Regions from separate parts of the Mus musculus genome. Here region 2 is linked to region 1. The links are chromatin loops, found by intact Hi-C in ENCODE. Cell type or tissue: left cerebral cortex. All regions are shown on one strand.

The links. Hi-C counts contacts between places; a loop is a spot of excess contacts. Peaks named below come from ENCODE experiments on the same cell type or tissue, not always from the same donor. Only the 100,000 strongest peaks of a DNase experiment are listed, where the experiment ranks them.
Region 2: it touches region 1 in a loop (2.2-fold over the local background); 3 of 42 quality-filtered maps call a loop at or near these places.

What each region holds. Positions count from the first base shown.
Region 1 is chr6:8,826,972-8,834,971 of GRCm38, reverse strand. No RefSeq gene overlaps it. Among named protein-coding and RNA genes, the nearest start is that of Gm38765, 25 kb to the right of the region's middle. In left cerebral cortex, a CTCF peak has its summit at 3,552 (motif pointing right); DNase peaks (open chromatin) are centred at 1,831 and 3,552.
Region 2 is chr6:8,773,161-8,781,160 of GRCm38, reverse strand. It overlaps Ica1 (islet cell autoantigen 1), which reads left to right and starts at 2,677. Exons shown (of 14, transcript NM_010492.3): 1 at 2,677-3,089. In left cerebral cortex, no CTCF peak of the experiment used is centred here; DNase peaks (open chromatin) are centred at 3,036, 3,290 and 3,646; H3K4me3 peaks cover 1,819 bases; H3K27ac peaks cover 1,539 bases.

The sequences.
Region 1 (8,000 bases):
AGTAGTTCCTTCTATTTTGGACTCCAAAGCCAGAGCTACATGTCCAAAGCTGCCCAGTTCTGATTCTTGCTGGGGCTGGAACACGGCCCCCTTGTTCTACATTATCACCAGCTTTATGTTTTCCAACTCTTTCACTGCCTAAGCTTGGCTGTCCTGAACTTGATCCATAGACTGACTTTGAACTCAGAGATCTGTGTGCCTGCCTCCTAAGCACTGGGATTAAAGGTGTGGTTGGTCCACCAAGTCTGGATTTAAGTTTTTCTTCACCTAGATCTTGCTATGTTTTAGGCTGGCCTTGAATTTAGAGACCTGCTTGTCTTTATCTCCTGGGATTAAAGGCTAGTACTACACCATGCCTGGACCTAAATTTAGCTGGGTAGGATCTTGCCCCAAGGTCACTACTCCCTTAATTCAAGTTAAGATCCTTGAACACAGAATTCACCTCCATTTCACCTCCTGGTGCCCCTTTAATACTTGAACCATTATATTTTATATTTTTCCTTTCTCAACTTGCTAGGCTTGTTTAAAATGCTCTTCATGAGATTTAACCAGAGAACAAAGTCTATGATGGGCCTTTCTGAGGCTTCCTTAGTCAATGTAACTAGTCTGAGTCTCTTCACCTTAGCCTCAGGCAAACTCTTTAGACAAGGGCAAAAAGTAGCCACATTCTTCACCAAAATAGCACAAAACAAAAACAAAAACAAAAAAACAGTCTCTAAGCCACATATCTAAATCCTCCACAGAAACCTCTTAGGCCAGGTCCTCACAATTCAAATCACTCTCAGTAGCAAAGTCTCCCATATTCCTACTAGGATAATCCATTAAGTCCCATTTAAAGCATTCCACTGCTTTCCAAATCCAAAGTTCCAAACTTCACATTCTTCTAAACAAAAGCATGATTAGGCCTATCACAGCAATATCCCACTCCTGGTACCAACTTCTGTCTTAGCTAGGGTTTTACTGCTGTGAACAGACACCATGACCAATGCAAGTCTTATAAAGGACAATATTTAATTGGGGCTGACTTACAGGTTCAGAGATTCAATCCATTATCATCAAGGTGGGAGGGAGCATGGCAGCATTCAGGCAGGTGTGATGCAGAAGGAGCTGAGAGTTCTACATCTGCATCTGAAGGCTGCTAGCAGAATACTAACTTCCAGGCAGCTAGGGTCTTACGCTCACACCCACAGTGACACACCTACTCCAAAAAGGCCATACCTCCTAATAGTGCCACTCCCTGGGCCAAGCATATACAAACCTTCATACCTACCAAAAAAAATTCCAACAAAGGAAAACAGTATGAGAGAAATCCTTGGATAGGATAAAGTTTTAAAACCCTGGTATAGATAGAACTCTATGGATGAGGTTAGAAAAGAAAGCAAAGGTCACAGAGACAGGAGTGTGTTGTAAGAGGCTGTGTTGTAGGAGGCTCTTAGAGGATCTTCAGCCCCACAGCCAGTAAGCAGCAATTCTAAACAATGTCTACATGGAAGGCAATAAGAGTTAACTCACACAATGTCCTTGATTAGGGACCAGCAGCTCTCTTACTGTCCCTTCTGCCCTTCCTGTGTGTCTAAATTCATCTTCCTCTTCCTACACAGAGGAAGGTGATTTGGGAACAATATTTTAGAAAGACGGGTATAACGATCAGTTTTACTTTGTGCCTAATATTTAAGAAAGAACCTACTGGTTATTCCAGCATGCCTGCTGACTTAAGTGTCTCTGACTCAGTGTAGAAATGAATAGATGATAGCAAAGCTAACTGCTGCTCTAAATAGCAAAGACTATAAATGATTCATGCAGAAAATGGTTAGTGTTCCCAGAGTAAATATTTCCCCACAGTCATTTATAAATAATTGAGACTTCTGTTTGAGCCACCTGTCTGCCTGTGTTCCTAAGGAAACTAAAGTGAATACAGAGCTGACTGTGACTGACTCCACTTCCTTCTTCAAAAGCCATGGTGAACAAAGATGAAGAGGTTTTCTACACATTCTCCCTCGCTGAATCATTTTTGTTGTTGTTGTTGTTGTTGTTGTTTTTGTTGTTTTTTTTTTTTTGTTGTTGTTTTTGGTCACAGATATTCCAGAAGCCATAAAAAGTGCTAAAAAAAAAAAAAAAAAAAAGAGTTGCTGAGGAGGGGCTGGACAATGTGCCTTCTGGAGGCATTGAGTGGGTTGTGAAAATGAATGCTACAGAGTCTAAGGATCCGGGTGGGTTCAGTGTGTGTGTGTGCGTGTGTTCATATGTGCCAGCATTCATATGTATGAATGTAGTCATACACATGGCATACAGTATATTCAGAGGTTAAAGGACAAACTTGGGTGTTATTCCTTACCTTGTTAGAAGCAAGGCTTCTTTGATTTTTTTTTTTTTCTGTACACATCAGGTTGGCTGAAGTGACTTTCTGGGGGCTCCCCTATCTCCCATCCTATTTCCTCATAGGAGCACTGGGACAACCGATGCCTGTGCTATGAGTCTAGCTTCTATTTAGGTTCTGGGGATTTGGACTCAGGTCTCTGTACCTTCTGAGTGAGCAGTTTTACTCATTGAGCCATTGTCCCAGCCAAGAAACTGAATTCAGTCCCTTACTGTGGTCCTTATTAGAGTCTTAGGAAAATTCTTGTACATACTAAGACCTGATTTTTTTTCATGTATGTTTGTATGTATGTATGTATGTTTGTAATATGTATGTATAATAGGGAAAAGCAGCAAATGGCCAATAATAATAATAATAATATTTTAAGTGACTTCATAAATTCCTGTGTGAAAAAAAAAGAGAAAAATAGGACATTATAGAAAAGACTGGGAATAATGGAATTCTGAGACAACAGTTGGAGAGAGACTAAGAGGAGGGAGATGGTCACTGTAAGCTAATGGGAGCATTACCATTACACATGGAAAATGTGAGGTCAGACACTAAGCATTCCATAGAGATTTGTTCACACACACTCATGTACAAAAACTACAGACATGGTCTAAGGGAAGGAGAGCTGAGAGTCAGATCAGGGGTATGCACCTGCTATGGCAGAAGGAACTAAAAAATTAAGCTAGATGAAAGAAACAAAAACCAAAGTTCACCTTGCTTCTTTTTACAAAAGGATGCTAGAACTTCAGGCTACGGTGAACTCCAAGCCAGGCCTGCAACAACCCAAGCCTCTTGTCTGAACCCCAATTTTGCATCAGTCCTGATGCCCAGCATGGAGGCTGGCAGAGAATGGGTCTTGGGTGAATGACAGAATAAAGCTAATTAACTTATTTTAAAATGTAAAGTGGCAGAAATCCCAGCAACTGCAGGGCAATACAATCTTCTAGTAGAAAGTAGCTACAAAGACAAAACAATTTAGAGTCTTATTGATTGTGTTATCTAAAAGGCGAGGGGGTTGGATTTTCAAAGGACCATTCACATTTTTTTAAATTCATTTGTTTATATAAACAAAAAAATATCAGTAAGATTCCCAACTGGCCTTTGATACTTTAACATGAGAAAAGCAGCCATTTTAAAACTTACTGGGGAAGCCCGAAGGATGCTAATAGTCATTGGTATATGCAGCCACCAGATGTCACTATTGGTTTAAACAAATATGCCAAATCTAGCTCCAGGCTATTTTGAGTGTGTGTTTTGTTTTGTTTTGTTTTGTTTTGTTTTGTTTTGTTTTGCTTTGTTTTGTTTTGTTTTGTTTTGTTGTTTTGTTTTGTTTTGCTGTATCTTCAGATCCTAGCAGTGCATCCCCAAGCCATGTCAGGAAGTAAGGATCTAATTACTTCCTGGTGGAAAAATCAGAACTGTGTCTGGAACCCCAAACACTTTCTAGTCCTTTTCTTGTTTCAAGTTTTTGTTTTGTTTTTCCATGCTTTTCAAATAAACAAGCCCAGTGACTCCCTTAGGCTAGAGTGCTGCTGCTGTAAAGATTCATTATCAAAATAATTGCCCGTGTCAAGTGTTAGTGTTTGCCCATTGGCCTTTTTAAAAATTCTGCTATATGCATTGGCAAGAAGACCTTCACAAAAAACTTGTTCATCAAAGTCTATTTAAAACTTTTTTTTTTTATATAGGTGACAATGATGCAGTGGTCCCTGAATGCAGTTTATCCTTGTGAAATCTCAGATGAGTTGCTCATTGAATGGGCAGGCATACCTGAGATTGGTTTCTAGTTTCTCTATTACTTAAAAAGATGACCTGTTGTACTCTGTCCCTAACCTTTCATTCATTTCTGTTATAGGCCAGGAAGGTGTCCTCCATTTACACAAGTTCATATTATCTCCAACAGGTCTCTTGTATCAGTGAGCTCACTTAAGTATTCCAACAAGAATTTGATTCTCTCTGTCCTTCCCACCTTCAGGACTTACACTCAAGTCTCTGCAACAAAATGTCTAATACCTTTCTATTCCCCATAGAGATACATCCTGGAAGTTGTTCACCACGTGGAAACATTGAGTCCTGCACTATGAAAACCCCAAATGAACTGTGCATGGCAAATGTTGGGACCCAAACACCAAGGACAAGGAGAAAACAGAGACCCACATGCACCCGGAACACAGAGGAAGAGCCTGCCAAGGAGGCATTTGCTGCTGCCTTGTTTGGGTGAAATTGTGTGATTCTAGTATTGTGACTTTTTTTTTATGGCCGTGTGCTTTTGCTTTTGTTTTATTTGATAGGAGAACTCTGCTCAATATTCAAAGTGACAAGGAGTTGTGAGTCAAGATGATGCAAAGCACAAGGTTGGTTGGCTTTTCTCCTAGAGGTCATCGTCTGAGTTGGAATACCAAGTGGACCTACAAACAGCATTAAAGATCATTTAAGTTTGCTCAGTGCTGTCACTGTCTAGATTCCTGCCTGTGTTGCTGCTTTTTATCTGTAAGATGCCGCCAGTGGGCCACTCAGACATTCAGTGTTGTCATGACACATTGCTGGTCAATGAGTTGAGGAATTCGGAACTTAGGAAATCATGTACTGCTATTCCTTTGCAAATGAGATGCATATTACAGCCATTAACATAACTGTATCGATCTGACTTCATGTTTTCAGTGGAGTGTAGAGTAGAAATATAAAACTGACAGATAGGAGCCAGGTGAAGACATGGGGTTTTCATGATGGGTCATCAATCATGGAGCCTCAATAAAAAGCATCTGAGATAATTGCTGTGATCTGCAAAGAGTATGTGATGTAAGTTTCATGAACATTCTCTTTTTTTCTTTAATAGAAAATCTTGCACATCTTACCCAGATTGAATCTTTTCCTGGTAGCTCCTTTGATCTCTTTTTAAAGAGGTGGTTTAAAGTAGGTCATTTATCACATAAACCCTGAGAGATTTCAACCACAGCCTTGGACCTTCATGCTTGAATCCTACTCCAGAGATTTAGATTTAATTGGCCTGGGTATGCTGGAGTCGTCAGACATTTAAAAGCTTCCCACGAGAGTCTAATGGGTGGGCAGAGATGAGAAACACTCCTCTAAACTTCACATTGTATACTTGCATATTTTAATGCACTGCTGTTTTGCTAGTCTCAATGTTATTGTAAGTGGGTTTACTCCACAGTTCAACTTTTACATTGTGGGGTGGGGGAGCTAAAAACACCTCACAGCCAAGCAAAAGAAAAACCATAGAGAATAAATGTACTTGTGCCCATCTTTGAATTCATAAATTTCATGGCAAAACTTCCAAAAGTGATTTTTCTATTATTTATAATTTTACCTTTTATTAGATATAGATTAGTTTCATATAGTGTATTCTGATCATGATTTTCTGTCCCTTAACTACTCCAAGACTCATTCAAATCTAAATCATTTTCTCTCTCCCTCCCTCTCTCTCTCTCTCATTAGATAACAAACAGGCAACAACAAAAATCAATGGAATGGTACAAAATAAACAGGGAAAAGGGAGCCAAAGGGGGGAAAATACAAGAAACATGCACAATCACACACTCACACATACAGAAATCCCATAAAAAAAAAAAAAAAAAAAAAAACAACAAAAAACCATAAACTCAGCTGATTGATCATAAGGACTAACTTTACCAATAAGCCAATCATTATTGACAAATCCTACTGAATGGGCTACTAGGAAGTCTGTCTAATGTGGATAAAATAGATCCTTCATTGCCCTTGAAGGGCAATGGCAACATAAAGTTCCTACTACCTACTGTAAGCTCCAGGCAGACCGGTTCCCGGATCCACGGATACCACACACACACACACACACACACACACACACACACACACACACACACACACACAAAACTTATTTTTAATACGCTTTAGCTCAGTGGCTGGGCTCTTCTAAGCCTCTCTCTGCAAACGTGCCCTTCTCTTCGCTCCCAGCTCAACATCTCTAAATTTTCCCTCACCTTTAGTTGCTCAGTTATCTTTAGTCCTAGCTCAGCACCCTAAATCTGCCCTCACCTTAGTTGCGTTTCTAATCTCCTGCCTGCTGCCCCAGGTCCAGTCAGGGAACCAGTCAATGTCCACCCCACCTTAGATCTCACTTGGCTGGTGGCTCTTTCTCCCTCAGAAGCATGGCGACTCTTTTCTCCTATGTCTGACAGCCTGCCTGCGGAGGAAAATAGAAGTCCCACCTCTTTTGCCCAACCACTGGCTGCTAGCATCTTTGTTGATTGATCAAGGACCAATTGGAAAACAGGACCTTCAGGATTCACACCCACATTCCCAGTCAGAGCTTCAGAACCACCCTCTACAGGCATGGCTCATTCCTGAACCCCGTCTCTCTTTGCCTGCTTCTTGACTGTCATACATGATGAACAGCTTTTCTCTACAGTGCCCTTCCTCTTGTTGGTTCTCTCCTGACACAAGTCTAAACGTAATATAACTATCTAAAACTTAAAGTTTTTAAATGGCCAGAATCAATTTTACACATGTATATGACGTGCTTTGGTCGACTCTACCCTCTCCCACCTCCCTCCGGTTCAAATCCTCCCTTATTGCTACAACATTTTTCCCTCCCCCTGAGTCCTTTAAGGTTGCCAGAGTATATATAAGTATTGCAAATACTCACTATAGCGTTGGTAACCTATCACAAACTGCATCACCCAAAATACTGACTCTCACTCCCTCGGTAATCATCAGTTGAAAACAGCCCCTCAGCCAGCGGCGGTATTCAAAAGCAACCTTCCTAACTGTCCTCATGTCTAGCAGTCTTTACTTAACTTTGGCACGTCTTTTTTTTTTTTTTTTCTTTTCACGTGTAAAATAGGAGATACACATTGGTTATTATAGTAACGGCTATATATAAGAGATACCAAGTAATTTTTAAAGGGAAGCAAAACCAGGTAACATAAATAAATGTCAAAGAAATTTTTTGAGATTATCGCCTATAACTTTCAAATCCTCTGACCCGTTCGAGAAAGAGAGAAAGGCCACCTCTGAAGAGAGCACTGAAGGATGACGACTGACTTGTTCATAGCTTCCCACCATCACACTTTGTAGAGCAGGGGTTCTCAACCTCCCTAATGCTACAGCTCTTTAATACAATTCCTCCTGTTCTAGTGAACCCCAAACATAAAATTATTTTCATGGCTACTTCAGAACTGTAAATTGTGCTACTTTTATGAATTGTTATATAAATGTCTGTGTTTTCCAACAGTCATTTGGGGGCCATGACCCACAGTCTAGGGGATTCTCACAGTCTCATGTGGAGACCCAGATGCTGCACTTTTGAGATCCTGGATTTGATTTCTAACTTCAGCGCATAAAATCCAGGGAGCCAACATGGTTGAATAACTGCTCTCAGGAAAGATCCACCTATCCTTCCAGAGTTTTCCAGAGGAAAACACATCATTGCGTTTCTTAGGAACCAGAAGAGAAAGCAGAGGGAAGAGCAAGTATTAGCGTGGGACACACAGGGTGTGCACAATATGGCGAGGGTGAAGCCAGACTCCTGGGATCCAAATCAAGAAAAGCTAGTGTCCAATTGGAACGGCCCTTTTACCAAACAATGAGAAACAGCAGGAAGGAAGTGCTCAGGGAAGGAAATGACAAAAATTCC
Region 2 (8,000 bases), 54 kb after region 1:
CATTGGACACGCAAACTTTATATGCCCCAGTACAGGGGAATGCCAGGGCCAAAAAATGGGAATGGGTGGGTAGGGGAGTGGGGGGGGGGACTTTTGGGATAGCATTGGAAATGTAATTGAGGAAATACGTAATAAAAAAAAACTGATGTTTGGGCATCAAGTTGACAGGAGTAGACCTGTGACCAGTTAGTCACTAAGGAGACAGTCCTAGTTCTGTCTGTGAGGTTGAACTAATGGGGAAAGAATGACTCTAGGGGCTGGGATCCAAAAATCTCTCTCTCTCTCTCTCTCTCTCTCTCTCTCTCTCTCTCTCTCTCTCTCTCTCTCTCTCTCCCTTCCTGTGAGTCATATGACCAGCTGTTTCACATTCTTGCTGCCATGCCTTCCCTAGCCTGCTATACCTTACCCCATTAAACCACAAACTCTAGTAAACTTTTCTTCAAGTTGCTTTTCTCTTAAGTTACTATGTCACAGCAACAAGAAAAGTAGCTAATACTAAGGCCTAGCTCCCACTTTCTAAGGGAAGGAAACAGACTTTTGGAATTGGCCCACTGTTCTCTAGAATCCATGTTATCAATAGCCTCGAAAGGTCTCTAACCCTACAGTCCCATCAGCCACACCTCGAATCCAGAGGGAGTATTTCCTATGAAGAAGTTCATTGTTCTGTTCACCTCTGAATCTGCATTTTGATTCTAATTTCAGATCCCACCATCCAGTAACCATCCTTTTTTTGGTCCCAATTTTCACTGGCGCCTTGAACACGCTCTGCAAGATGAAGCAACAGATCACCTAGAAACTAATGGAAGTGTTGTAAAAAGAGAGAAATTTTTACTTTTTTATATTGATTTCTGTTATGTGGATGTTTTGCTTGCATGTATGTTTGTGTACTCTGGTGCCCATGCAGGTCAAAAGAAGGTGTTGGATCCCCTGGAACTAGAGCTATGGATGGCTACAAGCCCCCATGTGGGCACTGGGAATTGAAACCAGGTCCTCTGGAAGAGTAGCCAGTGATCTTAACTTGTGAGCCATCTCTCCAGTCCAGGAGGAGAGAATTTTTTTAGTGGAAAGGTAAAAGTACCCTGGGGTGATGTAGGATGAGCAGAACTATTTTCTTCCTCAAATCCTATCCTAAGCACTAGAACAAGGCTGGAGGTGAAGAAAAGTCACTTAAAGCTATGCATGGGAGGACATCCTATCATCTAACCATTCAGCATCCATCCCAGGCAGGAGGATCTCTGGTTCCAGTCCAACTTGGGCTACACAACTAGAACATGCCTCAAAAAAACAAATTAAATAAATGAATAAGACATCACTTAAGGTGTGCTCTTAAAGTCTCTGGGAGCTAGGGGGATTCTGTTCACACTGGCCAGACCCTGCTTTCATCCTGTGGGTTCTTCGATGGCAGGTACTGTCTTTGAAGGCTAAACTCAGCCTCTGTGACTGACAGGCTCTCAGACTTCTGGCCAAGGTGTCTGCCTTAGCCCTTAAATGGTTCTGTAAATCTACTTCTTTGTTCTTTCCAGAGCTTAGGTCCCAGTGAACTATGCTTCTAGGGGACACTTTCAACACATCAGACACTGGCTTTCTTATAAAAAAAAAAAAATGCATTTGCCTCAAAACCAATCTTTGATAAGTGAGTGGAATTCTTATATTTTCATGTAATTAATAAATTGCGACTGGTATGAAGACTGGTATGAGTCAAGGGAAATTTGGCCCTTCAGCGTACCTCTGATGTTAGAAGAAATTAGCATTTCTTTCTATGTTTGGACACTTTTCTTACTTTGCTTTCCTAGGGACCAAGCCCAGGGCTTTGTGCATGCTAGGTAAGTGTTCAGCCACTGAGTTATCCCTAACCATGCTTTAAACCCCACTCTCTCCTCAGGTTAAATCTTGGTTCAGACAACCCTAGGTTCAACCCTGGTTCTTCACTACTGAGCCATGCCAAGGCTATCAGATCCACCAGTCTTCCGTAGGGAACTCTGAGCTACGGTATCTTCACCCTTAAAACGGGGATAATTTTAACCACCATATTGGGCCATCAAAAAATTCAGTGTGAAGGACACAGTATTGGTTTGGCACCCAGGAAACAACCCTTTTATGTTAGCTGTGGATTTCTGGCTTGTTTGCATTATTACTAAGTAATTTTTCTTTCCACCTACTAGCTGTTCCTAGCAGTGATCATTCAACAAACTTCTCTATGACATCGAAGGAGGGGTGAGCCCAGTATCTCTATCAGTATAGACAGCATTGGGAACCATTATTTGATATCCCTCTCCTGTGATATGCAAGGTACTCCAGAAACTGAGGTTTGTGTTTTGTGACAAAGGATAAGAAGAGATGAAACACTGTCTAAAGTAAGTATAGGTGACTGATATGGCATATGGATATTAAAAAAAAGTGTGTAAATACATACCCAGCTGTTTTCTTAACACTGCCTTTTTAGCCTTTAAGCCCAAATTTGGACTCCAGATGCAAACCTACTTGTTTTGGCACTGACCTCACGAAATCTCCTGTCCATTCAAGTAACCAAACTCTATAAAGTAGCACGCACCCTTTACACAAACCGAGGAAGGAACTCTGAGGTGTTCTAGGCGTCAGCCACCTGTAGACAGGTCATTGTGACGCGAACGCTATGGACACGTGGAACACCTGCTAGGGAGCAGGGGCGGGGTCATCTCTGGCAGCAGGTCCAAACGCCAGATACCCTAGACATGGGGGTCACGGGAAAACCCCAGGGAGTAGAGAGAGGGACACTCGGTCCTCTCATCCTTGATCCGCCCCAAACCAGGTGAGACCACCGCCCTCCCCCACCAGGATCCCTGGGTCCTGCAGAGAGTGGCCGCTGTCCCCGCAGGAAGGGAGGCGGCGGGTTCTGGCGGAGGGGAGGGCGCCGGCTCGGGCCGCCGCGCTGCGCTGCGGCGCGCACCGGCTCCGCGTTGCTATTCCGGCTGGCGGCGGCCGCTGCAGGAAGGACCGCTTCCTGCGCTCCCCGCCCCTTCCCTCGCCAGTGCTGACGCTGACGTCGGCGCAGGGAGCTGGAGGGACGCTAGGATCTCCGCCGGGAGGCTCCTGGGGGCCGGAGCACCAAGGTACCTGCCCTCCAGGGCCGGGGCGGGGGCGGGCCGGGCGGGCTGCATGCTGCAGTGGGAGACGCCCGGGTGGCCGGGTGGTCGGGGGCGCCAAGCCAAGGCCGCCTCTACTGCCCTTTGCGGGCTACGGGTTCCAGGCGGGTCACCTCATCCACACACCCACCCCCCCATCGGGTGCGGGAGGAGCATCATCCTCTTCCCTCCCGCAGATCCTCCCTCGGGCCTGGATGTGTGGAGGATGCGCGCGCCCTAGGAGCGTGCGTCAGCCCCCAGGGAGCGGGAGGGAAACCAGAGAGCACCTGCGCCCATACCCAAGCCGGTGCTGGCCTACCCTTCCCTTCCTCCCAGGTCCCCTCTGGACTGGGATTTTCGTCTAGAGCTGACTTGTTGACAAGTTCACCTGCAGCGGTATCTGACGTTTACTTTTGCCGTTCCTCCTATGCTAGTCTTTGGCAGGGACTGCTAAGAGCCGATGGGTACCTTTTTTGTAATGACTGGTGCCAGGAGGCCTGTGGTTGGCCCCTGCGGGCTAGGAAGAGTCACTGAGCACGCCACGTTCTTGCAAACCCTGGCACGCGGGGTTTCTTTGGGTGCTGCGCTGCTGACTCCGCCTTTCCTGGCCCAGGCTTGATGCAGCTCCTGTTTCCTCTGAAAGTAATATCCTGTTATGCCAGTCTTTCTCCCAAGCGGCTCCCCCGTTAACCTTCACACTATCTTTTGACTTGTAGGGTTCCAAAGCCTCTGAACCACTCTTTGGAGCCTTTAACGTGCCATATCCGTGAATAACGTTTGGGGTCTTTTGGTGGGCATTAAGGTCTAGAAATGAGACTATATTCTCCATTTTTAGATAGCATTGAATCTAGCACAAGAAGGGTTTATCCATCAACCTGAGCAGCTGCTAACTAAACATTCCATGGACCTGGAAAAGACATCACCAGCTGGTTTGAAAATGGTTATGAATGGAGGAAGACACATGGAGTATTTGCTGACCATTATGGTTCTTTAAGCGATAACTTACTGCATGTGTGAGTGTTTATATCGGCAGTCTCTCAGATTGGCTCCCATGATCCTCTGGTTTAAATCTGACATCTTGACCGCTCAGAAGTTAGGGAATAAAATAGGACACGATTATGAAATTCACACTCCAAAATGTTTCTTACCCTTTGTTCAACACACACATACACACCACACACACACACACATACACACACCACCATACACACACACACCACACACACACACACACACACACACACACACACATGTCTGCTGTGCATGATGTGTGAACACTTGCATGCCCCACATGTGAAGGTCAGAGAATAATAATTCTGTGGCTTTGGTTGCCTCCTCTACCTCTACATAGGTTCCTGGTGTTCAGTTCAGGTTGCCAACTTTGTACCCTAAACACCTTTGCCTGCCCCGCCATCTCCCTGCCCACTCTGAATTGTTTCTGATCCTTTTTAGGTCTCAGCTTTTATTTGTATGTATTTATTTATTTTTATTAATCATTTTATTCCTTTACATTTCAAATGATATCCCCCTTCCCGGTTACCCCTCCACAAGCCCCCCATCCCCCCTCTTCCCCCTCACCTTCGCCTCTATGAAGGTTCTCCTCCATCCACTCCCCCACTCCCACCTCACTGCTCTAGCATCCCCCTACACTGGGGCATCAAGCCTCCACAGGACCAAGGGCCTCCTTTCCCATTGATAAGTCCCAAAGGCCATCCTCTGTTATATGTGTTTCTGGAGCCATGGCTCCCTCTATGTGTACTCTTTGGTTGGTGGTGTAGTCCCTGGGAGCTCTGGGTGGTTCAGGTAGTTGATATTGTTCTTCCTATGGAGTTGCAATCCCCTTCAGCTCCTTCAGTTCTTCCTCTAGCTCTTCCATTGGGGTCCCCAGGCTCAGCCTGATGGTTGGCTGTGAGTATCTGCATCTGCATTGGTCAGGTGCTGGTCGAGCCTCTCAGGGAACAGCCATAGAGGTTCTATGAGCTTTTATTTAAAAAACATCTTTCTAGAGACTACTATAGGGTCAAAGCAAGGGTATGATCTATAGTCTCTCAAACACATTCGGTGTTAGCCCAGTTCATGTGTTCAGATTGAAGGAAATGTTATTTTATAATGTCATTTCTTATTCTTAGGAAAATGGTTCAATGTTATTAAAAATGAATCTTAAGAAAACATAGCAGTTAAACTACAGAGTTCTGCTACATGTAAGAAGTGGAGAAACCTGAGATTAATAGATCACTGACCCTTGATTCTCCACTGAAAGCTAAAGACACCAGCTGGTAATTGCCTATGATTTTATAGCCCTTCCTCCATCTGGTAGACCCAAGTAGCAAGCTGTGGTACATAGCATCTTCACTTCGGTATCTAAACTTATGAAAAGTGCACTAAATCTTGTTCTCCAGTAGAAAATCTTCAACGTGACCATTTTCAGTGTATCTGATGGTACAAGTACACTGTTTTCTCCAGGTGGAAGCAGCTTTATTAGTGGGAGGGGGTCACTGGTGTGTGACAACTGTGACAAGATCTAGTAGAGAAAACTCGTATTGAACATGAACTCCGTGTTACAGAAACCCACAGGAGAGGGTGGGGAAGATGATAGGTCATCCGAATCAGGAAACATGTCCCCACTGTACCAGGCGATCCTGGCATCTGGAAGCCAAAAGATAGGCATCGACAATAGTGCTGCCCAGTGCTCCCAGATATCTCACTGTTATCAGGTACAGAGATGTGTGATCAAGGGAGGAGGATAGGTTACAGTTTATGAGCCTTATTACCCTGCGCGCCTATCCAGAATCTGCCGACTGTAACCTCACACCCCACAACTGAGAGAGGTGAAACCTTTTCTAACTTTTCTTGGTTCTTGATCCACTGTGTTTCATTCTACAACCACATCTGTACCAAGGAAGAGTACAGAGAGCTCTCGGGCTTTGAATTTCAGTTCCAGCAGGGTTGGAGCCTGTGAAGAAACCTCTCCCAAAGGCTCACATGCTGAAGGCTTGGTCACCAATGAAGTGTTCAAAGATGGGATCTAGGGAATGGATTGGCTCATGAGAGCTCTAACCTTATCTGACATTATCCATGGATTAGCTGATCAATGGACTCATAATCTGAAGGCAGTAGTGGAAGGATCTGATTGGAAGAGGTAATGGGGACATACCTTTCAGGATTGCACATGTATCAGGTCTTGCCTCTTCTCTGGTCCCTCCCTCTTTCTGCATCCTGGATATCATGAGGTGAGAAGCCCTGCTCTGCCATGCTCTGTATCCTCTAAGTTGACTTTCTTTCTTTAATGAGATAAATGTATTCATTCTTTGAGAAATTTGTAAAACGTATTTTTGATCATACTTACTCCCTAGCTAACTCCTATCTCAACAACTCCCATATCCTTGCATGCACTGATTTACTTTTGATTATGATAGTTACATATACACATATATATACACATGTATATATCAATATATACATATAGGTACATATATATGTATATGTCTATATGTACATACATATATATACACATGCATATATAGATATACTGAATCCACTTAGTGTTGCTTATATGTATGTATTTAGGGATGACCACGTGATATTGAATAATCAACCAGAGGACTGAGGAAAACTAAGTCTCTCTCTCTCTCTCTCTCTCTCTCTCTCTCTCTCTCTGACGTCATTAATTGCCTGTAACTCTTCATTTAAGGACAGGGTCTTGTGAGATATCCTCTGTGCACACTGGCTTGTCACCTGATGTTGTCATTGTCTGGGTCTTGTTTAGGCTTCCACCATATTGTTGAGATCTCATGGACGTGGCTTCCCTGTAATAAATCATAAAAGATAATCTTGCAGGAGTGATCCGGTCCTCTGGCTCATAAACCCTTTCCAGCCCACCCCCCATGGTGTTTCCTGGACCTTAGGTGAAGTGTGCTGTGTTACAGATTTGTCATTTGGAGTGAACATCCCACAGCGAGATGTCCTCAGTGTTTGATCAGTTGTGGGTTTCTGTAATGGTCTCCATCTGCTGCGAAAAAAGAAGCTTCCTGGATTAGGTTTGAGAGCTGCACTTGTCTGTAGAGAGAAGGACACATATTTAGCATGCAATTAGGAATTACACTGGCTTAGAAAACTGTGGGTAGTGAGTTCTCTAAAGTCTACCACCACAAAGTGGGGGAGAATCTTTTCCAGCTCTTCATTTGATATAGGATTAATATCCAAAATATATAAAGAATTCTAAATGAAGAGTCAAGGAAGCAACCCATATATGTATAATAATATAGAGTTCTTAAAAGAAGAACTAAAAAAAAAGCCTAAGAAAGATCTCATAAGAACGTATACATGTTAAAACTACTTTAATATTCCATCTTACCTCCATTAGAATGACTAAGATCAAGAAAACCATTGACAGTAAATGCCAACTAGGATGTGGGGAAAGGAAGACCTTTCTCCACTGTTGGTGGATGGTAAACTGGTGCAGGCACTCAGAAAATCAGTGTGAAGAATTCTCCGAAGTCTAAAATTAGATGTACTGTATGGCCCAGATTTACTACTCCTTGCACATGCCTAGAGAACTGAGCATCCTACTGCATCGACACATTCTCAGATCTGCCCATTTGCCATAGCTAGAGAATGGAAATCTCAATCTCCTTCAACTGATGAGATAATGAAAACGTGGTCCATGTACACAGTTGGATTTTATTGAGCTGTATAGGAAAATGAGATTGTGACGGTTTTAGGTAGGCTGGTGGCACTAGAAAATATTCTACTGACTGAGGTAACTCAGACCAGAAGGAGAAATGCTGCCTGTTCTCACATGTGTGGCTCCTGGCTCTGAGTCTTTTCTTGTGTGTATATAACTTGGAGTAGCCACGGAAACTAGAAAGTAGGATAATCTGTGAGCTGGGAAGATCAAAG